Regions from separate parts of the Homo sapiens genome. Here all the other regions are linked to region 4. Evidence: chromatin contacts called from ENCODE Hi-C or POLR2A ChIA-PET data. All regions are on one chromosome and are shown on one strand. Each heading gives the region's core, a stretch centred on a gene start or an enhancer-like site at or near the end of the contact. The rest is flanking DNA. Distances are from core to core; before and after follow the strand shown. Region 1 holds the start of ZBTB37 (zinc finger and BTB domain containing 37). Region 2 holds the start of DARS2 (aspartyl-tRNA synthetase 2, mitochondrial). Region 3 holds the start of MGST3 (microsomal glutathione S-transferase 3). Region 4 holds the start of SCYL3 (SCY1 like pseudokinase 3). Region 5 holds the start of RABGAP1L (RAB GTPase activating protein 1 like). Region 6 holds the start of TMCO1 (transmembrane and coiled-coil domains 1). Region 7 holds the start of RC3H1-DT (RC3H1 divergent transcript).

Region 1 (3,988 bases), core at 1,277-3,776, 4.0 Mb after region 4:
TACCAGAACCATTAAGCTGGTCCAGGCAAGTTGGACTCCACCTAAGAAATAAGAGTGGTCTTAGAATAGCCACAGATGAGTGTTCACCCCCTGCCAAAACTAACAAATGCCTTTAGTCAGTTAGAGCTAATTAAGACCTTCATGTTCAGTCAGCATTTGCTTATCATCATCCAGGCTGCATTTACAAACTTTCTTATTAATCATAACAAGACAAGAATCCGCCATTTATTTAATGCATTCAGCACTAGGAGGTAACTAAAAAGCCATTTGTGCCGTAGGAAGTTTGCCCAGTTACCTGCTTACTTGGATACAGTTTCACTTACCATTTCAACTTCCAGCTTTCTGTCTAATGCCTGTAATTTTAATACAAAATTGTCAGCAAAAAATATTTTAATGGTAGATTGGTGGTACACTGCTTAACCATTAACAGCAAACCACAACTACCCCAGATACATCAGACAGATAGTACATCTCTTCATGATTAAATCTGCTGAACTATGCAACCATCATAGTATCTGTTTTCACATTTTCTTCAGTATTAAACTTAGTATCAATATGAGAGCAAAATTCTCATTTGAAAAGAGGGGAGAGAAGCACTAACATAGATAATCATCATTGCTTTGGCTATTTTCTAATCCCTTAAAAGTGAGAAGTACAAAATAGAGGTGTCTCACCTGTGTGCCAATGGCTTGAGTTAGGCTTGCTCTTTAGGACCTGGGAAGAAACAACTTCATGTGAACTTAGGTGTACTCTCTATGTTCCCCAACTCACCATTTTGGGTGCCTCAGTTAAGATAATGGTGGTTAAGATCCTCATCATTCTAGCACTCAAGAGTAGCAAATAAACTGTCATCATTGTGGCACATCCAATGGCTTTAAACCTTTTTGAGAGGGAATTTTCAACTTACTTCAGTAGCTATTCTCATCCTTCCTTGGGGACACAACTAGAAAACAAAAAGATGCAAGCAAAACAGTGAGAATGAACCTCACAGCAGTCACGTTAAATATAAATGCTGTTAACATTAAAGCCTCAGAATAGAATTTCAGAAATCCCTTCTGTCCACTACTCTTAAAGCATCACAGGCTGAGACCACCTCTTAGATTTCATTCTTCCCACCATACTTTCCCCAATTCTTACCTGTCCATAAGGTGCTATCCAGAGCCACACTGCATCTGCACCCAGCACCATACCTAAAGAGATCAGGTACAGATTTTAATTCATTGTTCCACGGTTCTTTTTTTTAAAGAGTGTTCTTTAAAAAAACGGTTCGTCTTTTTAAACCAATGATGCAGGTAACATACCATTCATTATCTAGCGACAGGTAAAGGATACACTTAATGTTACAAAGAAGCACTGCACCCGCAGTTAAGAACCACCGATGGCGGCCGGGCGCGGTGGCTCACGGCTTGTAATCCCAGTATGTTGGGGGACCACGGCTGGTGGATCACCTGAGGTCAGGAGTTCAAGACCAGTCTCGCCAACATGGTGAAACCCCGTCTCTACTAAAAATATAAAAGCCTAGCATGGTGGCGCGCGCCTGTAGTCCCAGTTACTTGGGAGGCTGAGGCAGAACTGCTTAACTCGGGACGCGGAGGTTGCCATTAACCGATGTCGAGCCACTGCATTCCAGCCTGGGTGACAGAACGAGGCTCGGTCTCAAAAAAGAAAAAAGAAACACTAATGGAAATATTGGTGACACTGCGGAATGCAGGCACTTAAGCACGTGGACTACCACCGACAGCCTTTCATGAGAGCGGACGGCTGATGGAGGCTCGGGTCACGGCCCTTAACAATAGCTTACTCGGGTGACTCGGCATGTGCCACCATCAGAGCGGTTGGCATTCATCATTACTCTCAGATGTCCCTACCAACACAGGCTTCATCAGAGGCAGGGCACGAGAGCCGAGGCTTCTCCGCAGTTCTACTCTAACATAGTCGCAGCTTAGGTCACGCATGCACCATATGTGCAATCCCCCACCATCCTCAACTTGTAGGCCCTGCAAAGGCGCGCGACTGGCTTAGAAGTCCCAGTCAATTCAGGGTGACCTTAGCAGACAAAGGCTGGAGCGCCCCAAAACCCGCAACATTCGCAAAGATAAAACATACCTCACAGGAGTCGACTCCTACCTCGAAAAGACAGTATGGTGCCTGGGCTCCTGTATATAAGAGTTCTTTTGATGACGTCACGACGCACGCTCCCGGCAGCGTCCGCTTCGGCTCCTCCCCCTAACCTCCCTCAATCTTCCTCTCATCCAGTATCACCTTCTTCCCACCCCTTAAGTCCGCCCCTTTTCCCCGCCCTTCCTCGCCATTGTGGGCAGAGACATGACCGTCCACGTGATGCCGTGCTCCCGCCCTCCTCCCGACTGAGGAGGAAGAGCAGAGAGGGGAGGGGGCGCGAGGCAAGGAAAGCTCTGGGGATGGGGGAAGGGGGGGCGGTGTAAGGCTGAGTGATTTCCTTCCGGCACGTCGCCCGCTCCGTGGGAGGGGGTGGGGGATTTCACTTCCGGGACGGTGTTCCGGCCCATTCCGGCCCATTTCCACCCCCGGAGGTAGGTGCTGCTCCTTGACTGGACTCGGGCCCCACACCCCAGTGCCACTTCCCTGCACCGGGGTCACCTCGCCCGCCCTCCGCCGCAGCGCGCTCCTGGGGCGCTCAGCTACTTTCCTTCACCCCGCCTCCAGGCACCGGGCGACCTTCCACCCCCTTGGCCCCCGGCCGGGCTGATCTGCCGGACCCGCCCCCTCGCGGGGCCCCTCCCTCAGGACCCCGGGAAGGGCGGCCCCCTCCCCCACCGCAGCCGGGACACACCCAGATACGCACACCCACCTCCTGGCAGCTCCCCGCCCGCCGCCGCCTGGAGCCGGTCCCTGGGCGCCGCCCCCTTCCTAGTTCTCACCTGAGCGCTGGCTCCCCCGCCCGACGCCTTGTCCCCATCTTCTCCGAAGTTCCTCAGTGACATTTTGCCCTTTAGCCAGTTCCCCTCTCCCCAGGCTTCCTAACGCAGAAGAAAGCTGCTCAAGTGCTGGAGTGGCCAACCCCATGCCGTTCCCAATTCTCCCTTTTACAGCTCTCACCCCTCCAGTGCCGACGGTAGCGAAAGACTTTCCTCCAGGGGCTTCCTCACTGGGGAATTGCCGGAAAGAGCAAACAAAAAAGGCGCTGGTGTAGGCTCCAAAATAAACACATCTGAATTCATGATGGCATCGACAGAGGCTCTTATTGGATTAAAAGTTTCAAAACAAACAATAACGCTTTGGAAAAAGGTCAGATTGGCTAAAGTTGATTGTTGAAAACAGTGTATACACTTCCCTATTTAATAAGTGTGTTGTTAATGCGGGGCAGTACTGTGAGCTTGGCAGAGTAAGTTCCTGAAGTTTCAGGTGTGGTGTAACTATGTAATATATAGATAAGTGAACGCACATTGGGCTTAAGTAAATGTCTTCCTGTTCGGATTTATACAAACTATTTTCAGTAGTTGAAACTGTACTTTCAACTATCTTGTATACAGCTTCAGGTTTAGTGTTTCAGCCATTTTTTAAAAATATTTTAATGGAAAAATGTTGGCATACTTGGTAAATGCTGTATTTTTTCATCGGATCTGGAGAACTAAGTTTCAGGATGGAAGTATTCATCACCACCTCGGAATTGCCAACTTCGAATTTGGCAGATTTACCCAGCTTTCCTAATTTTGACAACTGAACTTCACATTCTCTGCATCTTGGTTGAATCCTGGCACAGCTGTGGGATTTTTCCTAGAGTTTGCTTCACAGCCCTATAACCAAAGTCTTTTTGTGGGGGGGGCTCTGATTCTTAAGCTTAGAAATATTAGCCTACATTCATGTGGGATATTAGTCCTTTTATAAAATAATAAACATAATTCTTGCAGCAGGTAGTAAAATACTAAGAAGAGGGATATCAAGCTATGTAGAATTGCATTTATTCAGAAAGCTTTCCTCCTCCAGAGAAAAGTTGTAAAGTTATGAG
Region 2 (3,957 bases), core at 1,163-3,662, 3.9 Mb after region 4:
ATCAAGTTTGTTCATCCTTACTCCTCTAAACTTTCTGGGACCTTGTTTCCTCTGACATTCCATTTTTTAGGGGCTTTTCTCCTCCTTACTTTTTATAGTTCCAATTTATTTACTGATTCTTTTTTTTTCCTCATGTTCCAATAGTAGGTGGCCCCAGATTCTGAAAATCATTCATTCTACATAGGAAAATAATCATTCTATATGACTCCTAAATCTCTGTCTTCAGACCATTACAGCTGCAACCCAGTCCTGCATTTCCAACCTCCGTCAAACTCATTAAGTTCAAAACTAATCATCGCTTCACATCTTATTCAATCTTTCTTTGCCAACTACTGTACTCTGTTTTGCTCAGTAATAATTCCATTCTTCCTTTTCATTTTCTTTCCCCACTAAAAAAACTTTCATCATCTTTTACTCTTCCTTCAACATCACCTTTACATCTAAAAAGTTAACTTTGTTAACTTTATCATCAAATTCTCACATATTTCTTTTTTGAAGACAGAGTCTCACTCTGTCTCCCAGGCTGGAGTGCAGTGGTGCAATCTTGGCTCACTGCAACCTCCACCTCCCAGGTTCAAGTGATTCTCCTGCCTCAGCCTCCCCAGTAGCTGGGACTACAGGTATGCACCAACACGCCTGGCTAATTTTTGTATTTTTTGGTAGAGATGGGGTTTCTCCATGTTGGCCAGGCTGGTCTTGAACTCCTGACCTCAGGTGATCCGCCTGCCTTGGCCTCCCAAAGTGCTGGATTACAGGCATAAGCCACCACACCTGGCCTCTGACATATTTCTTAAAAAGATATACACTTGTCCTCTTAGATGTGGGCTTCACTTTCATTCTCAATTATAGCTACTTATCTTGTTCCCAATCTTAGCCCCTTTCCCTAATCCATCATCAGTCTTTCATTGTCACCACTTTTATCATTACCTTGCTTGAGATCCCATAACAGTTCCCACACATCTATATGAAGTCAAATCAGAATTCCTGTCTGGCTTTCAAGGCACTACTGTATTTGATCTTATTATCTGATCCTATCCAGGTTCATTTTCTACTACTTCAGTTCTTCCCCAAGATCCATCGACATTAGCCTTTCCAAAATCCAACATTCTGCATACACTTCCTCTAAGGTTTTGTATACAACATTGGGGGGTGGGGGGATGGGAGTGAAGAAAGTTCCAGTAGACAATTCTTTAAGAGGTTAAATGACAGCCCTATACCCAAACATGCACCCCCTACTCTAGACAGATGATCACTCTACTGTTCTCCCTGCCTTTTTATTCACCTTATCGCCAATTAAAAACACTTCTCTACTCCCGTTTGTCTCAGTAAATCTTATCCATTTTCCATGTGCCATCTCCTCAGAAGTTTTCCTGAGCTTGGCAGGGCTAGTTCTCTTGACAATTCCACTTGCAGTTGTGGTTCACAGCACACAAGTAAAGCTTTGTTGTTTCTCTTGTGATTAGTCCGTGAAGGGGCTCTGACTTGATCACTTTTCTACATTGCCACCAATACCTAAATCCAACCGCCCCAATGCCAATACTTAGCCAGTGTTAAGCACGTAGTGTTTAAACACACCTCAACACGCAAGTATTGTAAGATAATGACCACACAACAGGGCAAATACAAAGTTAAAGCAGGTCCGGGACCAATACAAAGCATCTTTACCAATAAAATGCCGTGATGACGCTGTCACCCATTCCGGATTCACGAATCATTCTTCAAAAGTCCGGCTCCAAAACTATGTGGAGACTGAAATCCCCTGAAGAAAAAAAAAAAAAACCGCCAAAATGACAGCTAAGACAGAGGCCAGACTAACCCCTGGCCCTCCCAAATTCCCTCTCGCTCCACAAGTGGGTTCACAAGAGACACAAACGCACCCAGGAAGACCTCCGCTCCCTCAGACGCGGGGCGGGCCCTGCGACTTCACTCTGGGAGGGACATTTCCGCTCACCCAGCTCTGCGACCCTCGCTCCTGCGGAGTCAGCTTCTGCTCGCGGAGGGGGAAGGGCAAAAGGACAGTGCGTCCCAACCCGTCCCTCTCCAGCTGAGCCTGTCAGAGACCAGCCCAGCTCTGAAATCAAGCCGTTGAGAAAAGGGAATTCGGCCCTCCGCCGCCTCTTCAGTTTAAAATCGTTTCCCGACTCGCTCTGCGGCCCCACGCAGGAAGCCTCCTTGGCGCCTCGCCGATTCCGTATCAGTGAAGCAACTAAAATTGCCATTTTAACTGAGGGCAAGGCCGAGCCACTTAACCACTATCGTCAACCTTTCCAATCGTGCTCGGTTGCTCCTCAGTTTTCCTACCGGTGCGAAGCTTTCTCTCAAATTTCCGCCCGTAGTAGGCATGGCGGCGGCACCTCACCACTGATTCGTTGAATTCCTTCCCGGTAATCTTGGGCACTAGCGGGCGGAGTTGAAGGGCGCTTGGACCCCAGCGGCGATCTGTGTTTGGGTTCGCGCTCTGGGAGAATTTTGGCTTTGCTCGCCTTCCTCTTTCAGAAGACTCGAAATCGGCCAGCAGGTCTGCGAGATTTGAAACGCGACTGTTACTCCTTGTTTTCCGGTTCTGGCCGCGGGAGCCTCTCGAGAAGCGTGGAAAGAGGAGAAGGGCGTATACCTTGTGACCGCCTCTGGTTGTCTTGGGCTCGCGCCTGGCGCCGCTACGTGGAGTCGCTCTCTCGTCGTCACTTTTGGCTGCCGACTTGTTGAGTAGAAGTGCAGACTGATGCTTTAAGACTCAGGGAGAGGTCTTTCCCTTATCTCCACCCCAGCAAGCACCCCAGAGACCTTGGAGATTTGTCTTGTTTCTAGACACGTGTACTCCAATGTTGTGCGGAGGAGGCCTTAAATATTCGAGAAGAGAGTGGGAACTCCTGGAATTTTAAGGGATTTCTGTGTATTTCCAAAACTGACTTTTAACTACCGGCAGCGTGGGATTTCGTGATTGTTTTTCGCCATCGTGTGGCTCCAACATGTACTTCCCTTCTTGGTTAAGTCAGCTGTACAGGGGTTTATCCAGACCCATCAGAAGGACCACCCAACCGATCTGGGGTTCTCTCTACAGAAGTCTGTTGCAGAGTTCACAGAGGAGAATTCCAGGTGAAAATAGCGAAGAGATCTATCCTATGAACAGTACTTCAGCCTGTTATCTACGGCCGGAGAGCTTTTATTCCATTTTTCATTTTTTCCCCCATTATTATTATTATTATTATTATTATTATTATTATTTGAGACGGAGTCTCGCTCTGCTGCCCAGGCTAGAGTGAAGTGGCGCGATCTCCGCTCACTGCAAGCTCCGCCTCCCGGGTTCACGCCATTCTCCTGCCTCAGCCTCCCGAGTAGCTGGGACTACAGGCGCCCGCGACCACGCCCGGCTAATTTTTCTGTATTTTTGGTAGAGCCGGGGTTTCACTGTGTTAGCCAGGATGGTCTCGATCTCCTGACCTCGTGATCCACCCGCCTCCGCCTCCCATAGTGCTGGGATTACAGGCGTGAGCCACCGCGCCCGGCTTTTCCCCTGTTCTTAACTGGATAGCCTTATGTGTAGAAGCGAAATTCACTCTCATTATATTCATTATACGGCAGTTTTTTTTCCCTGAGTTTTTAGAAAGACCACAAAAAGGTAACCACGTAATATATAGAATACTCTGCTTTTGGTTGATGCCTTAAAAAAATCCTTCTTCGGCCGGGCGCGGTGGCTCACGTCGTTAATCCCAGCACTTTGGGAGGTCGAGGAGGGCGGATCACGAGGTCAGGAGATCGAGACCATCCTGGCTAACACGGTGAAACCCCGTCTCTACTAAAAATAAAAAAAAAATTAGCCGGGCGTGGTGGCGGGCGCCTGTAGTCCCCGCTGCTGGGGAGGCCGAGGCAGGAGAATGGCGTGAACCTCGGAGGCGGAGCTTGCAGTGAGCCGAGATCGCGCCACTGCACTCCAGCCTGGGCGACAGAGCGAGACTC
Region 3 (4,053 bases), core at 468-2,967, 4.3 Mb before region 4:
TCTGGTTTATGTATCAAAAGAAAAGAAAAAGAAATGAAAAGCAAAAAAAGGGTTTACATTTTATGAAGTGAACAGAGCAGACCACAAAACAGAATATACAGTATGATTCTATTGTGTGTGTATGTAATTTTTTTGTGGGCTTTTCTGTATCTCCGAAAATTCTAATATAAAGGAATACTGCTTTTGTAATAAGATTTTTAAAAGAAGGTCCTCAGTGGTTAAGTACTTGTCTGTGGTCAGAGATAACTGGCAAAGAAGAGGCCAAATTTTTTTTGAGACTGCAGTCTCCGGTGTAAAATGAGGGTGCAAGGTGCATCCCCGCTCCTGATTTTTGAATCATCCCTTCCACCACCTTGGAATGACTTCTTACGTAGAACAGCCAGCAAGTGGAGAAACTTGCCTCAATAATGCAAAACTGTCTCCCTAACTTACTTCCTTTCAATGTTCAAGCAAAACAAAGCCCTCTCTACATCCAACATGACAGAAACCCAACATGACAGAAAGTATGAGAATGGTTGGAAATTGCTGAAACAGCAACAGTAAAGATTTAATGAGCTCTCAAAGTACCTCTAGATGTGCAAATATGACAACCCAATAAAAAGAAACACACACATAACCTAGAGCCTTCAAAAATCTAGATTTCTGCCTTTCCACACCTTAACTTGGAATCATTCAGGTGGGTTCCTAAGCATTCTCTCGGAGGTGAGGAATCCTCCAAAGAGGAGACTCTAGGAGGGGCCCAGGTGTGGCAATCTTCAAAAGGATGAGGGATGTCCAGAGGAGAGGTGGCGGGAGGGTGCACTTAAAACACGCGAAAATTGGAAACGTGCCTTCTGCAGTCAGTTCCTTCGGATTTTCCGGCATTTAGAAGCCAGTTCTACTCCTTCAGCCCGACCGTATCTGCAGGTCTCACCCAAGACCAAGACCCCCGCCCCCACCCCTCCTCCACCCGGCCTCGAGCCCCGCCCCGGACGCTGGACCCGAGCGTAACGGGAGCAGGTGTTCACATCAAAGGTCTGGGTCGCGAAGGCAGAGACTCCATGTGCCGCAAAAAAAACTCCACGGACAATTGGGAGACTCCTTTCAAAAAAACAAAACTCCGGAGCCACGCGACTCCGCGCTCAGGGGGCGTGGGTACGGCCCACCACGAGGGCAGGGCTCGGCGCCAGCTCTCGGCAAAACTAACAATATTTGTTAGGCCCTAAACAAAAAGGCCCTAACAGCGATAAATCCATTCACTTCGGGAGTGTAGCAACCTGGGACACCAAGCGCCGCCCACGCCCCAGCTACGCGCCTCAGGGACACATCGATTGAGGCGCGGCTACTTTCGCGCACGCGCCTTGCATGCCCGTGCTTCGCCCTTACAGCAGAGCGCCTAAAACCGCTACGGTGGCTCTGCTGGGGACAAATTATTCACGTCCCACTGTTCTGCAAACCCAATCCGGGAGGTATGACCTGGCTGGGACAGTTTAGGAAGATGGCCACGAAGGCACCTGGGGGAGTAGATATATGTTTTTGAGAATGAGAGGAGTAAATCGCTGGACGACCATGAGCAGGAAGAAAATTAGGCCTCCACCTCCCAACCAGTGGCCCTGAGTTGGCAACTTAGACAGCGCGCGCCAGCGCCAGGAGCCCCGCCTTGGGGGCGTGGCCGCGCGCTGGTCGGCTGGGGCGGGGCCTGCTTCTGGCCTCATCTAGCCCCGCCCCAGGCGAGGGCGCCGCACCCACACCGCGCTGCGCAGTTTTGTTCTGCTCCAGCTGTTCGAAGGTGATCCAGGTGAGTGCTAGCACCTGCGGGCAGCCACGAGCACCGGGCCGCCGGGGGCACTTCAGCCTTTGCGCAGGGCACTCCCATATTTCAGCCTATGCGAGCTGAATAGAGACCCGCTGTCTCTAACCTCCCCCCACCCTTATCAGTAAATTAGCGATCTGAATTTCCACCCTCTCTGCTCTCCCCTTGCCTTGCATCTTTTCCCTGGTGGAGTGGGTTGGGAGCGTCTAAGCGAGGCCCGACCTATTTATGTGTAACTCAGGAAAATTCTCAAGGTCAACCCTTCCTCCATTCCTTCCTTTCCTCTCCTGCTGTCCCCGGGCTCTGCAGTCTGGGGGCACCTTTCTGCCTTCCGGAGACCACCCGACCTTGCCCTCTGCTGTTCCGGCGCAGAGGATGGCGAGCCGGACACTGCCGGGGGAGTGGTTGTGCAGGCCTGATCAGTAACACTGGTTTCAGAAGTGGCCTGTGAGCAATGCACCCGCTGCGGTGGGGATGTGTTGCTAGGGACGGTCGGGAGAGCCTCTGAAGGAATTGTGTTTGTTTTCCTCCTGCCTCTTAGAATCGTTTGTCCATTTGTACTGGGAAGGTGGTCATTTCCTACCGCTGACTTAGAGCAAGAGACGCCTCTAGGCGGGTGGGGGACTCTTCAGGTTCTTCCTTGGATTTCAGAAAATGCCCCTTCTTTATGTGGGGTGGCAGCACGGAGCCGTAGGGCTACAGTAGTGGGGCAGTTGCAGGGCGGTGGAAGGCGCTGGAGACTCCTTAGTGAGTCATTCCCCGAAGTTGTGGCTTCTGCTGATACTTTCCTTGAGAGTCACGAGTTTACAAGCTACATAATAGCGTCGGGGGCAAGTAAGTGTGGAAGACGAGGTAAAGGAAAAGCAGATACTAGGATGGGTAGAAGGAGAGGCAGGGGTTAGAACTTTAATTCCTTCCCTGGGGACAGGAGATGCCCTGGAGGGGAAGGCGCTTCCGGCTCTGCAGGTATGTGCTGTTGGGCCTAGGTGTGGTCCTGCGGAATTGCTGCAGATTTTAGATTGCTGGTGGGTAGGAGCTGCAGCGCTTCTCTTGGGAAATCTGTAGATCACCTGGAGCCAGCAGTTCTGGGAGGCACCCCAGGTTATTGGTCAGAGTTACAGGCTATATTTTATTTCAGTGAATTCAGAGAGCACATTGAGTCAGATCAAGAATGTTTATTCTCATAGGAGATGAATTTAAGGAGTTAAAACTAACATATAAAATAGAAACAAATACTTTCATCCCTGGGAAGACTTTCCGTTAAGCTTCCCTCCTGACACAATGTTACGGAAATAGAAAACTTTGTCAAGTGATTTTTTTTAACCAATGTTACTATATATAAATCTGCAGGGAGACTGTCGCCAACTATAGAAACTGCGCTACAGGGGCCTCCTTAGATTAAGGAACAAAACTGGAGAAGGGCAGCCTTCCGCTTTATTTAGATTTCTTCCTGTTGGCTTAGAGTTCTGAAAAGACACAATCCTGGAAGAGATCCTCCTCGCCTGGAGATTAGCACCGAGAAGGAACATACAGGAAAGAAGGGCTTTACCCACTATTCAGAGAAATGCTAAAAAGCCCCTGGAGCAGTCTGGAATGAGGTGGATGTCAAATCAATCTGTCAAAAGCAATTCAGTGCCTACTGCACATCTATCTGTATTTAAACATATTGTGCCCTATGTTTATACTTAAATCTTCTGAATCTATATTTAGAACACCATTACCGACCACAATTGACCATGAACCATCTAGCATTTTAAAGCAATATTTGTTTCGAAGAATATACTGCTACGGTTTTTGCAGCTCAATTTATTAATGCTACTGTAAGCTTACCATCTTCCTGAACAAAAAATTTAGCAGTTAGCAGCAAGTAGATTATCGCTATGTAAAATAAAATTCCTGAGTTTCTGTCACTCGCTCTTACAGTACCTACCTGCCTACCTGCCTCTGAGGAGAAACGCTGTAATTAGGCAACAGGAAAATTGTACTATCTTTCAAATGCATTTGCAAATGCCTTTAAGGATTTTATCCTTTAGAATCATAGATCTTGCTGTTACCTTCTGAGTTATTTCTAGAGTTGATCTGTTCATTAACTGGAACTTGCGTTCTACGATTTAGTTGCCTTATTTCCACCCTTCATTTTTTTTTATTTTTTTAAAGCAAAAATTAATTTTTTTATTTTTTTATTCCACCCTTTAAAAATAAGTAAGTGATATTTTATTTTATAAATAAATGAGCAAGCAATGGGAGCGGTTGTACCACAG
Region 4 (3,541 bases), core at 138-2,637:
TTTGAGGACGGGGAAAACACAAAATCTTGCTCATTAGCTTTGAAATTAAAAAGTCACAAGAAGGTAGAAAAGGATATCCTAGTATCCCGTAATAGGTATTTCGTAGCACTTAGCATCTCCACTCTATAATAAAATGCTGAGTTGACAGTCTCTGACTTGAATATGCATCAGTCTTCCCTTTAATAATCTCCCTCCACTCTTTTGCCTACTTGGGCAGCACATAAAATTTCTGGACCGCTTGTAGATTAAGAAAACCCTTGTCTAGGTCAAAGGGCAACTCATACACTCAACTAAGAAACCCGTGTGCTCTATGGAAATGTTTCTACCAAATATTTTCTTTTCCCAGCAATTACTCGAGACTACCTTGGTCCTAGCTCCCTTAGCTTGAAAGTTCCAAAGATAATGGCTTGCACTCTGAGTATTAAGGATGCACTGTACTGGCTGATATTCTGGTATCCAGCGGTAACGTTACTCCGGCCCTTGCTTTCGTGTTTCAGGTATATATTCCCTCTGCGGAACTCAGTCCAGCATTGCTAGCTGACAAGCAATACACAATTAAGTCTTTATGGACCAAAATAATTGTGATTTCAGCTCAAGATACATTTTATAAGAACATGGGTCCCTAAAAACAGCAGTTAACAGTGACCCCCAAAATTCGAGACCCGACTCCGAGAATTTCACATGGATTCCTGAATATGCTCTTCCGAGAAATGTTTCATCTTTATTCTAAACAGAAAGCACTATGCCAAGACAGGAGCCAGCTGGGCCTTGGGGGACGGGCACTGGTCTTGGATCAAGAATGAGGCCGCCTTCCCGAGGGCGGGCGCGCCCCCAGGATCCCCCCGGGCTCGGGCACTGCCGCCCCGGGACAGTGACCCGCCCAGCCGAGCACCCTCGCCCTGCTTGCCGCGACCCCGCGGGGTCACTGAAGGGCCGAGGCGCCGCTCTCGCTTCGCTGGCCCCTCACCTTCCACACCTCCCTGCGAGGACCGACTCCGCGGCCGCCTTGGAGAGCTCTGGCCGCGGGCGCCTCACCCGTCGGGGGCCGCCCGCGAAGCGCAGATTACAGGGCGCCCCACAATCAGCAAGGGGAGGCTGCTCCGAAGCTGAGAGCACAGCTCAACCGGCCGCCGGCGCCGCGCCGAGCTCGCTCCCGCGCGGGCCCCAGAGCGCAGACCCGCGAGCGGGGCGCGCGCCCGCCGCCTCCTCCCCGCCCGGCCCCTTCCCCCACGGCGCAGTCCTGCAAGGACTGGGGGCGCAGCGCAGGGCTCCCTGTTACCTGCAGGAAGGCGGCGGGGGAGGAGGCCGAGGGTCTTGGCTCTGGTACCCTGTTGGCCCCCCTGTTGACACCAACCACCCCTGCCTGCCTGTAAGGCTGTGGCCACTACACCCACAATCTTCTGGGGGCCGGGTTTCTCCTACACCATAGAGACGGGTCCGGAAACGGGACAGAAGGCCCACCTTCCTCCCTCCGACGCCACCAATGAGGCCAACTAACCAGGAACCGAGGTAGAGAGGCCGCACAGCTGAGTCTCAGGCCGGTGCCATCTTAAGTGTGGGCGCCGCGACGATACCGAGTTTCACTCACTGCCCCAGTGGTCTAGTTAGTCCACGAAGATGCCCCCTTTCTAGATGTGTTGGTCGAATGCTTAAGTTTGTCTTGACTTGAATTTTTAGGCTTTTAACAGCACAGTTTTAATTTCATTTCCGCCCAAATCCAAAATGGCTGCTGGCCACTTGTAGCAAACAGTAGAGGTGCAGGGCGGAGAAAAGGAGTACGGGAATTAGCGAGGACTTTCAGGAGAGTGACGTCACTCAACCTGTAGCTTTGATTGGCTGGGCTGCGAGGGTGGAGTCGTGCAGAGCCGCTGCTGGCGGAGGTCGTGGTGATCTCGCTTGATCTTTGAGAGGGAAGGTCCTGAATCACATTTCATTTAGCAAAAAGTAATATTTGAAAATTTTAATATTAATGCAGTAGTTTTGCCCCCCTCCATGCTTTCTGCAGTGTCAGTTACCTGTGGTCAAACCTTGGTTCAGAAATGTTAAATGGAAAACTCCAGAAATAAACAATTCTTAAGTTTCAAACCGCCTGTATTCTGAGTAGCCCGATTAAATCTCGGGCCATCCACTCTGTCCCACCCTTGACGCGAATCATCTGTCGCAGGTAGCCGCGCTGTGTACAGTATCCACTCATTACCCACTCAGTAGCTGCTTTGGTTAACAGATGCACCCGTAGTATAGCAGAGATAATGAGAGATACCACCTGCTTATGTTCAGGTAACCCTTATTTTACTTAATAATGGCCGCAAAGCACAGGAATTGTGCTGACAATTTGGATATGCCGAGGAGAAGCTGTAAAGTGCTTCCTTTAAATGAAAAGGTGAAAGCTCTGGACTTAATAAGGAAAGAAAAAGAGTCATATGCTGAGGTTGCCAAAATCTATGATAAGAACAAATTATCCATGAAATTGTGAAGAAGGAAAAAGATTCGTGCTAGTTAACTAAGCACCTATCATGCACTGTGGCTGTAACTTTTGTAGTTTGAGGTGCAACAGCAAAAGACGGAAAAGGCATTACATTTGTGGGTGGGAGACATGAACAGAAAACGTATTTCAGCTGACCGCAGTAAGTTTTGCCAGAAAGTGTTGAGCCTATAGGAAGACTTAAGAAAGGGATCCCCTGAAATTAGGCACACCAAGCTATTTACTGCAAGTAAGGGATGGCTACACAGATTCAGGAATAGGTTTGGACTGAAAAACATAAAAATAACTGGAGAGGCCACATCTGCTGATGAAGAAGCTGCCACATGTCTGGCAGAGTTGAAGACATTGGTTAAGGAGAAAGGCTTCCAGGAGATTGATGGATAAGTTAGGAAAATCATTCAGGTAGCAATGAAACTGCCTTTGCAAAATTATGACTAAGGCAGTTAAAGAGATCCAATTTAACCAACTCCATCTTGTCCTTAACCTCCATGCTATCCTTGTTCATTCCTGGGCATAGGCTGAACTAACTTTGGAAGGAAATTAGTTTATAATTTACAGTTTAAAACAAAAACAATAAAAGCCCTTTCCCAAAACCAACCTCCTTCTTGCCTGGGGTCTAGACTACCAACATTAGCCACAAGATTAGAAATTATGGTTTGGGAGTCATGCAGCTGGAGGCCACAAGATTCTGACCCTCCCTAAACTGCTCCTGAGATCAGTGCTTCAGATGTTTTGCAGACCCTGCACTTGATGGATCAGCTGGCAACACCCAGATGATAAACTGGCCCATCTGATCTTGTGACCCCCACCCAGAACTGACTCAGTTCAAGAAGACAGTGATGCCCCATAGTTTCATCTCCGACCCAACCAATCAGCACTCCCTGACTTACTGCCCCTCCCCACCCACCAAATTGTCTTTAAAAACTCGACTGCTGGAGGAGACTGATTTGAGTAATAATAAAACTCTGGCCCCCCACACAGCCAGCTCTGCATGAATTCTTTGTCTATTGCAATTCCCCGTCTTGATAAATTGGCTCTATCTAGGCAGACGGCAAGGTG
Region 5 (3,590 bases), core at 978-3,477, 4.3 Mb after region 4:
TGATTTGTACCTGGGGCACCAGTTTGTCATGTTATGAATCATGCTGGAGTATTTTATAACACCATCTCTCAAAGTGAGAGTTTCAGTCCTTTCATGGACCAGGGCTGCTAGGATACGCTTAATGCAAATGAAGCCACAGTGGAAAGAGAAGTGAGCAGCACATACCACATGAAGAATGCTTTGTTATTAATTTTTTATTCCTTTTAGTTTCTCGACTAAAAGCCTGAAGATCTGTTAATAATTTTTTGGCATGTGCTTAGAATTGTTTTTCTGGTGGTAAGGATGAGTTTGCATCAGATCACCTTAATTGTCTTTTATCTAGGTTCTCTCATGACTTGTCTCTTATCTATGTTGTACTGTGAGGAAAAGTTCAGTTTTAAAGAATGACCCCTGTTGATGAGAGGTGTTACATGTGGCCATGGGACAGGATTTTTCTTTTCCTTATAGCAAGTTGGCACATGAAGATAGCATGCTCCACTTAAATAGAAGAATTAACTCGCAGTGGCCAGTGGTGTCCACTATTGCTTTCAAAGACATATGGAACTGAATTTGGGGAACACTAAACTTGTTTTGGACTTGCCATTTTTTTTTTAAATTCTTTTTTAGCTAAGTTACCTATTGAATGCCCATAATTACCACATCCATTGTCCTTTTTTGTCAAAAAGCTTCACTCCAGTTAGAAGATACCTGAAGGCAGAAACTGCGGCTTTGTCAACTGTTGATTTCCTCATGGCGCGCAGTGTAAATTTACTAGTACTTTATTTAGTAGAGGCTTAGTACTTACTGGTTGGCAGATTTATTAATAGTTCCTGTACATCTCAGGAAATCAACAGATGATTTATGTTATTCTAACCCTAACTTTATTAAATATAATAAAAACTTTCAGCATTTATTGTCAGGCCCAGGGCTAGGTAGGCTCCTGAGATACAGAAGTTAATAAGGGAAGCAGCCCAGAAGGTAGGGGAAACAAAAAAATAGTTACAACACTCTTGATATGTCTCAGCATCTATAGACATTAACATCAGGAAAAGCGGGGGTGTGGGGGGAAGGAATTTGTCAGGGAGGGCCCTTTGGACAAATGTCACGTTTCTCAGAGTAGCTTTTAAATATGGGTGGGAAAATGAGGGCAGGGGAATTGAAGTGGGATAGAAGGGAGATATTTAAACTAAAGTCATTCTATGGCTGCAATCACTGGACACTATATTCACTTATCCATGCAATCACATTCATTGAGTGCTTCCTATGAGTTAGGCAGGGTGCACAGTGTAAGATACAAATGAATGATACAGGTTCACAGCGGTTGTCTAGTGGGATAAAATGCTGCACAGGGCAACCTGGATAAGCCTGACATGTTAGGTGCCACAAAACTACAGAACAAAGTGCTAAGGAGATTCGGAAAATTTACAGGTCATTTCTGGTTGCAGGATCTAGAAGAAGGATGTCCACAATTCAAGGATCAGTACAATCTTCGTAGCGAAAAAGCGTTGGTTTATTCTACCTCTACCTAGTTTGTACCTCAACATCTTTTACCCCAAAGGATAAAAAGGTGCAAATGAGGGCACATTTTCTTCATATAATACGTAATGGTGCTTACTTATTGCTTTCCTGTTCATTCCCCGCAGGTGATTTCCCTCTTCAGTCTCCCCCGAGTCTCACAGAAGGAACTAACAAGGGAGCGCTTCACAAGCACACAGACACCTTCAAACAGGCGCAGAAGAGTACTTGGTGAAAAAGTATTCTTTCAGGTGACTTTCCTTAAGATTACTGAGCATTAAGAATGAAAATATGTAAACCAGGTTTACGAGCAAGAAAATAATCTCTCCACATTCAGAGTTAATCTTCCGAACTCAGCAACTGCCAGTAGAACGCACCCCGGTCAGGGCGGGCTCGCGGGCGCGGTCCCACCCCCAGGCCCCTCCGCCGCGGAGGTTCTCCAGCGCCGCCCGTACTCCCGCCTTTCGCGCGTCCCTGCTCTAACAGCTCTGGTTCTGTCAGGACCTCACTCCTCCGCTCCCGGCGCAACCGCGGCCACGCAGCGACGTGCACGCGCGTGTGCGCCGCCGCCGCCCGGCAGAGTGGGCGCCTCCGACATCAGGAGCGCGCACGCCGCGCAGAGGGGCCTGGACGAGCGCGCTTCCGACCCGCCGCCACCGCCTCCTCCCCTCCTTCTCGGCCCGCCCCCTCCCTCGCCTCTTCCTGCCAGGCGGCCCTTCTCCCCTCCCCTCTCAGTTCCCTCCGCCCTCCTCGGGCTCCAGCGGTGGCGGAGCGAACGGGACCGGCCCGGCTTCAGAGCGCGAGGTGGAGGGTGGAACGCGGGCGCCTGAAGGAGTTGTTGTCTCGGCAGCGCCCGCGGAGACGTGAAGAGGTGAGGCGAGGACGGCCTCCTAGGGACACGAGGGCGGCCCGGCGGCCCGGATCCGCGGGCCGAGGCTGCCTGGGTGTGTTGGCGTCGGGCTGAGCCTGGGGAGGGTCGAGATGGGGCCCCAGCCGAGGACTGGGATGCGGGAGGACCGCGGTAAGGAGGGTAGGGGGCGGGTTCAGGACTGTCGGCCGCCTCCCGGACACCGCAGTTCTCCCAGGTGGCCGCTCCTCGCGGATAGGGCGGGCGGGGTCGGCGCCCTTACCTGGGGGTGGGGTAGTGGCTTTGGCGGCCGCCTCCTCCAGCTGTGCCCTCCTGACATTGCTGCCTCGGCGGCTGCCGCCCGCTGCTACGCTGTGGCTGCTGCTGGATTCGCAGTCCCAGCCGCCCTGCGTCCGGTGGGCGAGTGGTTAGGGTATTTTCTTACCCACACGCAGGCTTCTGTACTCGACCATTTCTCTCCCTCGCCCTTCCTCTTCCTCCGCCGAGCACTTTGCTCGGCTCCTGCTGTTGATGCTTGTGGTTTTGCAGTTTGGGATGGGATGCGTTCCGGGCAGATCCCTACCTGTAGGGAATGCCCCGCTTCAAAGTTGACCTCCTGAGCCATGACAAACACCTCCCCCCAACCCCCACCCACCTTGTGAGTGCTCAGTGTCCTGATAACTGAGTCAAAGTTTCTGAGACTGGGCTAGTACTTTGCACTGGTCGCCAACGGTACAGGGCTGGGCAGTGCGTCAGCATGTGGAAAGGGGCCACCGGCTAGCGGGAGGTGGCCGGGTGCATGGGAGCTGAACTGACGGGTTTCAGATACTAGGCAGTGTGTCCAGGTCCTTGGATCTCTCAGATAGGGTTATATTAGAATATGTACCAAAACTTGGGTGGTCACTTGCAAAATTGGTTTCATGCAAGTAAACTGAAATGCCAGCCTTATTACACTAATGGTAAGGAGAACTTTTGCTTGCCTGACAGATTTCAGCGCAGTTTGGAAAATGATTTTAAGGCCTTTATTTTTGGCACTGGAGGGGTTTAGGGATTTTTAATACATTTAAATTTCCTCGTGCATAGTGGGAGGTAAGTAGTTGCTTGTTAAAATTCTGAAAACACAGTTTCATGAAAACCTTCTGACTTTTCTTACAGTAGTGTTTATATTTGGCATCTTCCGTAGAATATCCATTAGTTATGATGTCAGAAGATACGGATGTGAAGTTTGCTTTTTGTGATCACATTGGAA
Region 6 (3,919 bases), core at 978-3,477, 4.1 Mb before region 4:
ATGGTGGTGTGCATCTGTAGTCCCAGCTACTCAGAAGTCTGAGGCAGGAGGATCGCTTAAGCCTGGGAGGTCCAGGCTGCAATGAGCTCTGAGGGGTGACAGAGTGAGACCCTGTCTCAAAAAATAAATAAATAAATAAAAAATAAAAAAAGGATGACTAGTAAGATGGAGAGCAGCAAAACCGAAAGTATGGTGTCCTGGAGCCAAATTAATAAAGCATATCAAGGTTTCTGGCTTACACTACTGGAAGCATGGAGGTACCCATCACCAAGATAGGGAAATCCTGGAAGAATATCACGTTTGTGAAGGTAAAGATAACGAGTTTGGCCCAGATATGCTGAGGTACATAATCAACACTGAGTAAATTAAGGAACAGTAAGCTGTAATTTTAAAAGCCTGAGTCTGGTCTCTAATTCTTTGTTTGCTCTGTGACGTAAGTTGTCATTATCATCCTGAGGCTCAATTTTCTTTCCTATGACATGGAGGTAATATTTATACGAGTAACCACAAATGGTTGCTGTGTAGATCAAATATGGTAATTTAAGAAAAAAAACTTCAAACCCCTATGAAGATATAAGAAAAAGTCACAGAATACAGAAAGTTGTAGGAATTCTAAGAAACAAAAGTTATATTTAATCCTTATAAGGAAAAAAAGAAGAGAGAAAACTAAATCAGGCCTATAAGGAACCATTCACCCTGTACCTTTAGCTGAGTCCTGTGGAATTCCTGCTTTATTTCAAAGGTAACAAACCCTTCTTGTTTTTAATCTTTTCCTTAAACACCTCTTCAACTTTCTAACCCAACTGAAACTCGGCTTATCTCTGAAGACACCACTTACCTTGACACCAGTCATAATGACATATCATCCTCCAAACATGCCTTAAATGTTAAGATTTCCATATTTTTGCTCATATGTTATTTCTTTACCTGGAATTTCCTTTCCCCATTTCATTCTCTATCCAAATTCTAACTATCCACAAGGAACTGCAAGGCCATCAGCATCATGAAGGCTACCATGGTTCCTCACAACTGAATGAAGCCTCTTCTTCTTTTTTTTTTAAAGACAAGTCTCACTATTGCCCAGGAGGCAGTGTAGTGACACCATCGTGGCCCACTGTAGCCTCAATCTCCTGGGCTCAAGGGATCCTCATGCCTCAGTCTCCCAAATAGCTGGGACTATAGGTGTGTACCACCATACCCAGCTAATTTTTTCTGTAGGGACGAGGTCTCCCTATGTTGCCCAGGCTGGTGTCAAACCCCTAAGTTCAGTCCTGCCTCAGCCTTCCAAAGTGCTGGGATTAACAGGAGTAAGCCACTGCGCCAGATTGAACCTCTTCTTTAGAACCACCACAGCACATAACATGTATCTGCTACGCCCCTCACTTCCCTCTAGTTGGTATTACACATTTTGCATAAAAGTCTTCTATTTCTAAATAGGCTTCAAGTCAGGTTCATCTTTGTATCAGCTGGTGCTCTTAAAATATTTATTGTGAACATGGACTTAATGAGCTTGACGTGTTGAAATTATTTCTAATGTGTTGCCATACTCACATTTTTTACTCTGTTTTTCCACTTCTGCCTTCAGTCTCTTGTACTTGTCTGTCCTGTAAACCAGGACCCAGGTTATGCCTAAAACATTAAAAGCAACATGTTAATAGAGAAATGACTGGAATGATCACAACAAACAAAGTGGTTACTGTTGGAGAAGGAGGAATTCCAACTTTTCGCTTTGTATTTACCCATAGTTAACTTTTTTCAAAGGCTAATACAACTGACTCTTCAGCCAAAACAACAGTAACATGATGTGAAGGTGTCTCCACAAATACCCAAGTGAAATCTACCTGAGACCAAAGAAAACTCGGCAATCGACTCCATACTCCCCTCCTGCTCCTGTTCACGAGTTGCCCAGAGATTCCCTGAAGTGGAGTAGATGAGCCTCTCAAGCAAGTAAGGCTCGCGATCTTTCCCCTGGTGGCACAGGGGACCCCGGGGCCCTTCCTCCCGGGGACTGATCAAACGTCTGAGAAATACCCGCTCTCACCCTCTGCGAGCAGAGCCGTGCACACAGAGATAAAAACGATGAGGAGAGTGTCCGCGAACATAGTGCTCATCTCGCACCTTCGTCTCTGCACTCTCACCCGCCAGGGGGAAAGCGCTCTACAGCCAGGAAAAGTGAAGCGAAAACGGCTTCCGTAGACTCCGCCACCACCGAGTAACAGACCAACTCTGACAGCCCGAAGATCGCACTTCCGCTTCCGGGGCATAGCACCGGAAAGGCTCGTATCGGAGAACGGTGTGGCCACGAGAGTCTAGAGGAAACCAACCCGCAACTCACTGGAGCTGAAGGGCTGGTAGTCAGGCCGAATCTCGCGAGAATTGGAACTATTTCAGAGCCAGAGGAGGATAGTGGCGGCGGCGAACTTTGCCCGGTAGATTTTACTGACTGGGGTGCTGGCGCGCGCCTTTTTCTCGGCCAGAATCCAGTTATTGGGATAGTCTTGACTTCTACCTCAGCCCAACTTCTGTGGTCGTAATATTAGTTTAGCTTGGGTTTGCCGTGAAGTAAGAAGACTGACTTCCGCAAAGGTACTGAACGACTGGGTGTAGGTGCCAGGGCATGGACGTGAAGCTGGAACCGCGAAATGAGTTAGTTGTGGGCCGCTGGCCTCAAGGAGCGAACGTCAGCGCGAAGAGGAGAAGCTTGTGCATACGCTCTGATAAGGGTTTTAATAGAGGTATTACCACAGTGCTGCGTGACACGGTTGAGAGAGTGGTCAGAAGAAGCTAATGAAAGGAATTGAAGCAGTGCCTTAGGGGAGTAGGAGTACTTTTGGAGATAGCAAAGGACTTTCTAGGCAAAGTGGAAGTCAAAGCACGGATGCCTGAAAATTCATAGTGTGATAGTGCAGTGAGTAATGTATCTAGAGAAGGGGTCTTAAACCCAGATGCCTAGACTGGCGAGAGAAAATAAATTATCTTATGCAAGCTGAGCCTAAACAAATGGTGGAAGTTACTACGATGGATAAGTGAGCATTAAGTTCATCTGAAAGGAGAATTTGATACCCAAATCCAACCCATTTCTCTAGGAGAATGAGCACCCAGTTTCTGAGATGTCTTCGTTTCTCAGGAAAATCCAGAAATCCTGGGTTTTATGTGAAACTTAATTTATAAGTGTTGCTAACTAATTAAAATTCAAAAATGTCTCAGCAGCGTGGTTTCAGCCATTGTAGACGGTTTCAGCTTTTTCACACTGGGGTGTGTGTGTGTATGGGTGAAAACCTGGAAGCTGGCTGAGCTGTATCCTCTTGTACTTCCTCCTATCATTGGTGTTTTTTTGTTTGTTTGAGATGGAGTTTCACTCTTGTTGCCCAGGTGGAGTGCAATGGCACAATCTCGGCTCACTGCAACCTCTGCCTCCGGGTTCAAGCCATTCTCCTGCCTCAGCCTCCCAAGTAGCTGGGACTACAGGTGCCCGTCCCCACGCCCAGCTAATTTTTTGTATTTTTAGTAGAGACGGGGTTTTGCCATGTTGGCCAGGCTGGTCTTGAACTCCTGACCTCAGATCCACCCACTTCGGCCTCCCAAAGTGCTGGGAATACAGGCGTGAGCCACCGTGGCCGGCCCTCATTGGTTCTTTTAAACTGTACTGCACTTAAATATATAATTCTCCTAAACACTACTTTTGACTTTTTTTTAGCTTTATGTGCATTTCTTGTCTCCCAGACTTAGCAACAGAGACCCTGTCTCCTTTTTAAGAAACATTATTGAGCTTCTACTATATGTCAAGAACTGTGGTAGGCACTGTAGGGTCAAAAGGATGGTTAAGAGAATATTCCTGACTTCTAAGGGCCCAGGGAGATTATATAATATAATAAGATTATAGGTATTATAGAGGTATTCTTAAAATGTTGAGGGGGTA
Region 7 (4,022 bases), core at 802-3,301, 4.1 Mb after region 4:
ATGTTTTTAATTAGAACAGACTTGGACCAATTCTACTTAGAAATTTACCCTTAGAAGAGGTGAAAGATATTAACTGGCATCTTTTCAGCACAGGTCAGTGCTGAAAAGAACACAACCTATAACCCTTAGGCCTTGCAGTTGAATGTTAACAAGTGAAAAGCAATCTCCTTGGATGTATCCAAGCGATTTTAATATAAATTTCTGCATACCTAGGTAGAAAGTACTTTAGAAATAAATCTACCTTTTCCCTCACTTGTAAGAAAATGTGGTAGAAGCCTTGAAAAATTAAGTTTAAGGCTGAGCGAGGTGGCTCACGCCTGTAATCCAAGCACTTTGGGAGGCGGAGGAGGGCAGATGACTTGAGGTCAGGAGTTCCAGACCAGCCTGGCCAACATGGTGAAACCCCGTCTCTACTAAAAATACAAAAATCAGCCGGGCATGGTGGCGGGCGCCTGTAATCCCAGCTACTCCGGATGGTGAGGCAGGAGAATCGCTTGAATCCGGGAGGTGGAGGCTGTAGTGAGCCGAGATTGTGCCACTGCAATCCAGCCTGGGTGACAGAGCAAGACTCCGTCGCAAAACAAAACAAAAACGAAATCAAATTTCAAACTCAGAGAAAAGACTGGTCTTGAACAATTTCAGGAAAAATTACTGAAACACGAGACAAGGCACAAGAAGCTCTATGGCCGGAGATGAACCACCTGTCTCCTTTCGAAGTGCTTCCTGAGGTCCACTTTATGCTAGTTAATGTTGCTTCTTATACTGCATGTTAGTAATTCAAAACGCCTAGCTGGAATAAAAGTCCTCTTTAAACATTACAGTTTGTCTCCGCGTTGCCAGTGTTTGTTTCCAGTTTCATAGGCTATTCTGGTATGTCAAGAGTTGTGTTATTACTGTTCCAAAAGAGCCCTTGTTTCAATCCACTCTCACCTGGGATGCGGGCATAACTGATGTTTATAGAACTGATACTTAGAGATGTTTAGAGAGGCGCATCCCTTACCACTCCATCCTTTACCGATAACCACATTTTATATGTTTTTGTTGCATTTAAGTTTTTTGTTTTTTTTTTTTAAAGACACCTGCACACACACAATTTTCCCATCGCCAGCAGGGAGAAGACTACCAGGCTAGATCTCCAGGGACTTCAGGGAAACAGACACCGTGAAATCCACTTGGCCAAAGAAGGGGAGCGCTTCAGGGGCTGGGGGAGGAAGCAGCCCTGAGGTGCTGGGAGGCCGAGGCGGCGCCTGTTTACAGACGCCTTCGCCCTCCCCCACCCCCACAGACTAGGGGTCCAAAAAGCAGTTCCCGTGCGCATTCCCCGCCTGGCCCAGGCCCTGGGAGTACCACAGGAGCCAGGTAGCCCTTTCGCCCCCTCCCTCTCGTCCGAGCCTCCCTTCGTCCTCCTCTCGGCCTACCTACCCCGACAGGCCCTACAGGCGGCATGCAGAGGCCTGAGGCCTAAAGGACGCCGGCCACTGACAAGCCCCAGAACAGCCGGCGGGGGCCCTGAGGAGCCTGGGGCCGGCCGGGCTGCCGCTGCCGCGGAGGAGCAGAGGGCGGGCGAGGACAAACCCTTCCCGACCACAGCTGCCTATTGTTCCCGACTGAGGCCCCGGCCGCGGCAGCCCCGCTCCCCAAGTCGCCGCCCGCCGCTCGCTCACCGCGCTGGTCCGAGCAGCAGCTCCTCTCAGCTCCGAGTCCCCGCGGCCGTCGCCACCGCCGCGGCAGCCGCCGCCGCCGCCGAGGCCACCGTTGACTCTGATTCTGTCCCAGGCCGCCGGGCCACGGCTGCCGCCGCCACCGCCAGCACCGCCTCCGGCCTCCCACCTGCTGCTGCTGAGGCTGCTCCTGCAGCAGGGGCCATCTTGTTGCTCGGCCTCCTCTTCCTCCTCCTCGTCCTCCGCCGCCCAGTCGCTCGTTGTCCTCGTCCCCTTCCTCTTCCTCAGGCTCCGGCCCGCCCCGGAGACTGGGGCGGAGACGAGGGCGAGGATCCTCCCTCAGGAGGCGGGGCGGGCGGAGGGGAGGGGCGGGCGCGGGAGCAAAGCTCTGAGTCACCGGCCACCAACGCCCGGAGGGAGACCGGCGACGCTCTCCGCCGCGACCGAAAGTCTCACACGCCCTGAGCAGATGAACCGGTCCCTCGGTCCGGTCTGCCCTCCCGCACCGGCGCCTTTGGGCTCAGCGGGCCAGTGGCCAGATGGCGAGAGTAAATTGGGGGAATTTCTTTCGTTTCCATCGAACCCCACACTACGTCTACTCTTTCGGCTTTCTCAGCCGTTGTCCCCCAACTCTTGTTTCTTTTTCACGTCTTGTCCCCCACCCCATTTTTCTTCTTCCATATTATCCAGGTTCTGGATCTCATCAGCTTTGTCCTCGTCACCCCTCTGGGAGTTCAGCCTCCTAAGGCTGTGAAACAGCCCAAAAGGCCCGGACACGCTACTCCAAAACGTCTCTCCTGGGCTGTGTGAACAATAAGAGCTATTTGGGGACGACAGGAAAAGATATGGCCCATAGAAGGGCTCCTGAAATCTAACCTTGCGACTCTTTAAAAGTTTCTTGTCCCTTGTGGAAAAGGTGCCGTTTTGGTTTTGGGGAATGGGAGGTCCCTTCAGACAATTCATTTTAGCCAAACCCTCGCTTTTGAGAAGGGGAAGAAATGGGATTATTGTAACACCATACAGTACTAATTTCAAAATAAATCATCTAGAATAGAGGAGAGAGAGAGTCCCCAAATAAACAACCATTTAATACCTCTACTCGGCGCTATCACCTTTTTTGCTTCAGGATTTGACCAAGAGAGCAGAGATTATGTTTTTCTGTCCTTTCTTCACTGTTTACATCACAGTACCCCAAGAGAAGCACTTCTGCCTTTAACTTGATACATTGGAATCGCTATCACAGATAGTGTTTTTGTATTATTTTTAAGAAATATCACACACCTTCCTAAACTCTTGGCAGAGAAGAATTCTTTTTAGTTGTTAGCACCCTCCTGCTACTGAGATCTCAGCTTCTGTTTAGAAGACCTATTGTTGTCTTTCCACTGATTGGAATTTGCTGCCTCTGAACTGGGTTTAATCTGTAATCGTCTTTTCAGCCTACTAAATAGTAACCCCAGTCCTACAGAGAGTGAATTTCTAGCTACCACAGGGGGATTTAGGTTAGCATGTGCCAATCTAAAGGGATCTCTTAAAGCCTTTCCCTTCTCAGACCAGGCCTCTGTACCCTGCTAGGAAAAACAGATTAATCTGCTCCTCCTGCTTTTCCTCCTCCTCCCTTCTTCTCACTCCTAGGGAACCTTCCACAACAGAAGGTTTTAGCGACTGTTGCTAGGCAAACATGCCAACTTCCTTGTTTAGGTGAAGCGAGTAACTCAACTTCCATTGCAAGTAACCTAGATAATGTAATTTCTTTGAACTATTAATAGTTATACCACAGTTGGTAAGGCTCCTTAAAGGTTCCCTTAAGCAGTATGATTTTTACGTTGTTTATTTTTATCTCGTCAATATTTCAATTAAAAATACGTTAAAGGACAGATAGATGCAGTGGCTCACGCCTGTAATCCCAACATTTTAGGAGGCTGAGGGGGGCGGATCACCTGAGGTCCGGAGCCTGACCAACGTGGAGAAACCCCATCTCTACTAAAAATACAAAAATTAGCCAGGTGTGGTGGCGTGCACCTATAGTCCTAGCTACTCGGGAGGCTGAGGCAGGAGAATCACTTGAACCTGGGAGGTGGAGGTTGTAGTGAGCCGAGATCACGCCATTGCACTCCAGTCTGGGCAAAAAGAGCTAAACTCTGTCTCAAAAAAAAAAAAAAAAAAAAAAAAAAAGTTAAAAATGGCGGCGCTTCCCCAAACCCAAATTCATTTTAGTGATATAAAGATGCATTTGACAGAAAAAGAAGAGCAGCTTTGAAGAAAACACTTATGCTTACAATAAAAAATAAAAAACTAATCTGTGAGAAGTCATATGTTTTCAACTCCCCAGTCAGACTAGAAGTGTAAGATACAGGGGATAAG

Evidence for each region. Hi-C counts contacts between places; a loop is a spot of excess contacts on that map. ChIA-PET counts read pairs that join two places held with the same protein, here RNA polymerase II (POLR2A). Pooled maps may share reads with other maps.
Region 1: a map of naive thymus-derived CD4-positive, alpha-beta T cell shows a loop between it and region 4 (24-fold over the local background). The contact joins the promoter of ZBTB37 here to the promoter of SCYL3 in region 4. A Hi-C loop is called at or near these places in 2 of 168 maps with a recorded cell type or tissue (CD4-positive, alpha-beta memory T cell and naive thymus-derived CD4-positive, alpha-beta T cell) and 15 of 50 pooled maps. POLR2A ChIA-PET finds 5 or more read pairs at or near these places in 1 of 52 experiments (activated CD4-positive, alpha-beta T cell).
Region 2: a loop to region 4 is called in a pooled map, with 29 times the contacts of the local background. The contact joins the promoter of DARS2 here to the promoter of SCYL3 in region 4. A Hi-C loop is called at or near these places in 6 of 50 pooled maps.
Region 3: a loop to region 4 is called in a map of CD4-positive, alpha-beta memory T cell, with 27 times the contacts of the local background. The contact joins the promoter of MGST3 here to the promoter of SCYL3 in region 4. A Hi-C loop is called at or near these places in 2 of 168 maps with a recorded cell type or tissue (CD4-positive, alpha-beta memory T cell and naive thymus-derived CD4-positive, alpha-beta T cell) and 10 of 50 pooled maps.
Region 5: a loop to region 4 is called in a map of B cell, with 28 times the contacts of the local background. The contact joins the promoter of RABGAP1L here to the promoter of SCYL3 in region 4. A Hi-C loop is called at or near these places in 5 of 168 maps with a recorded cell type or tissue (B cell, CD4-positive, alpha-beta T cell, CD4-positive, alpha-beta memory T cell and 2 more), 1 of 37 single-sample maps with no recorded cell type and 14 of 50 pooled maps.
Region 6: a map of B cell shows a loop between it and region 4 (36-fold over the local background). The contact joins the promoter of TMCO1 here to the promoter of SCYL3 in region 4. A Hi-C loop is called at or near these places in 2 of 168 maps with a recorded cell type or tissue (B cell and naive thymus-derived CD4-positive, alpha-beta T cell) and 9 of 50 pooled maps. POLR2A ChIA-PET finds 5 or more read pairs at or near these places in 1 of 52 experiments (activated T-cell).
Region 7: a loop to region 4 is called in a map of CD8-positive, alpha-beta T cell, with 5 times the contacts of the local background. The contact joins the promoter of RC3H1-DT here to the promoter of SCYL3 in region 4. A Hi-C loop is called at or near these places in 2 of 168 maps with a recorded cell type or tissue (CD8-positive, alpha-beta T cell and naive thymus-derived CD4-positive, alpha-beta T cell) and 8 of 50 pooled maps.

What each region holds. Positions count from the first base shown.
Region 1 is chr1:173,865,854-173,869,841 of GRCh38, forward strand. It overlaps ZBTB37 (zinc finger and BTB domain containing 37), which reads left to right and starts at 2,527. Exons shown (of 5, transcript NM_001122770.3): 1 at 2,527-2,552; 2 at 3,072-3,267. It overlaps GAS5 (growth arrest specific 5), which reads right to left and starts at 2,136. Exons shown (of 12, transcript NR_002578.4): 1 at 2,107-2,136; 2 at 1,138-1,190; 3 at 908-943; 4 at 675-714; 5 at 324-353; 6 at 4-41. SNORD74 (small nucleolar RNA, C/D box 74) reads right to left here and starts at 1,892; the gene lies at 1,821-1,892. SNORD44 (small nucleolar RNA, C/D box 44) reads right to left here and starts at 175; the gene lies at 115-175. It also overlaps SNORA103, SNORD77, SNORD76 and SNORD75. RefSeq lists a silencer at 2,562-2,971 and an enhancer at 2,606-3,805.
Region 2 is chr1:173,822,261-173,826,217 of GRCh38, forward strand. It overlaps DARS2 (aspartyl-tRNA synthetase 2, mitochondrial), which reads left to right and starts at 2,413. Exons shown (of 17, transcript NM_018122.5): 1 at 2,413-3,096. The coding sequence starts at 2,970. It overlaps CENPL (centromere protein L), which reads right to left and starts at 2,623. Exons shown (of 6, transcript NM_001387287.1): 1 at 1,952-2,623; 2 at 1,666-1,759. RefSeq lists enhancers at 1,900-2,139, 2,117-2,635, 2,370-2,929, 2,636-3,153, 3,795-3,957.
Region 3 is chr1:165,629,517-165,633,569 of GRCh38, forward strand. MGST3 (microsomal glutathione S-transferase 3) reads left to right here and starts at 1,718. Exons shown (of 6, transcript NM_004528.4): 1 at 1,718-1,777. RefSeq lists enhancers at 639-1,169, 2,223-2,392 and a silencer at 1,553-1,792.
Region 4 is chr1:169,892,509-169,896,049 of GRCh38, forward strand. SCYL3 (SCY1 like pseudokinase 3) reads right to left here and starts at 1,388. Exons shown (of 13, transcript NM_020423.7): 1 at 1,280-1,388. RefSeq lists enhancers at 556-1,143, 1,144-1,731, 1,406-1,815 and silencers at 826-885, 1,126-1,205.
Region 5 is chr1:174,157,293-174,160,882 of GRCh38, forward strand. It overlaps RABGAP1L (RAB GTPase activating protein 1 like), which reads left to right and starts at 2,228. Exons shown (of 26, transcript NM_001366446.1): 1 at 2,228-2,365. It overlaps RABGAP1L-DT (RABGAP1L divergent transcript), which reads right to left and starts at 1,995. Exons shown (of 4, transcript NR_121197.1): 1 at 1,872-1,995; 2 at 1,595-1,698. RefSeq lists silencers at 1,934-2,333, 2,454-2,633.
Region 6 is chr1:165,766,641-165,770,559 of GRCh38, forward strand. It overlaps TMCO1 (transmembrane and coiled-coil domains 1), which reads right to left and starts at 2,228. Exons shown (of 7, transcript NM_019026.6): 1 at 2,042-2,228; 2 at 1,552-1,629. The coding sequence starts at 2,111. TMCO1-AS1 (TMCO1 antisense RNA 1) reads left to right here and starts at 2,289. Exons shown (of 3, transcript NR_125374.1): 1 at 2,289-2,735. RefSeq lists enhancers at 1,839-2,515, 2,516-3,191.
Region 7 is chr1:174,020,432-174,024,453 of GRCh38, forward strand. It overlaps RC3H1-DT (RC3H1 divergent transcript), which reads left to right and starts at 2,052. Exons shown (of 2, transcript NR_187284.1): 1 at 2,052-2,209; 2 at 2,352-2,759. RC3H1 (ring finger and CCCH-type domains 1) reads right to left here and starts at 1,926. Exons shown (of 20, transcript NM_172071.4): 1 at 1,665-1,926. RefSeq lists enhancers at 552-671, 736-1,275 and silencers at 1,482-1,801, 1,912-2,161.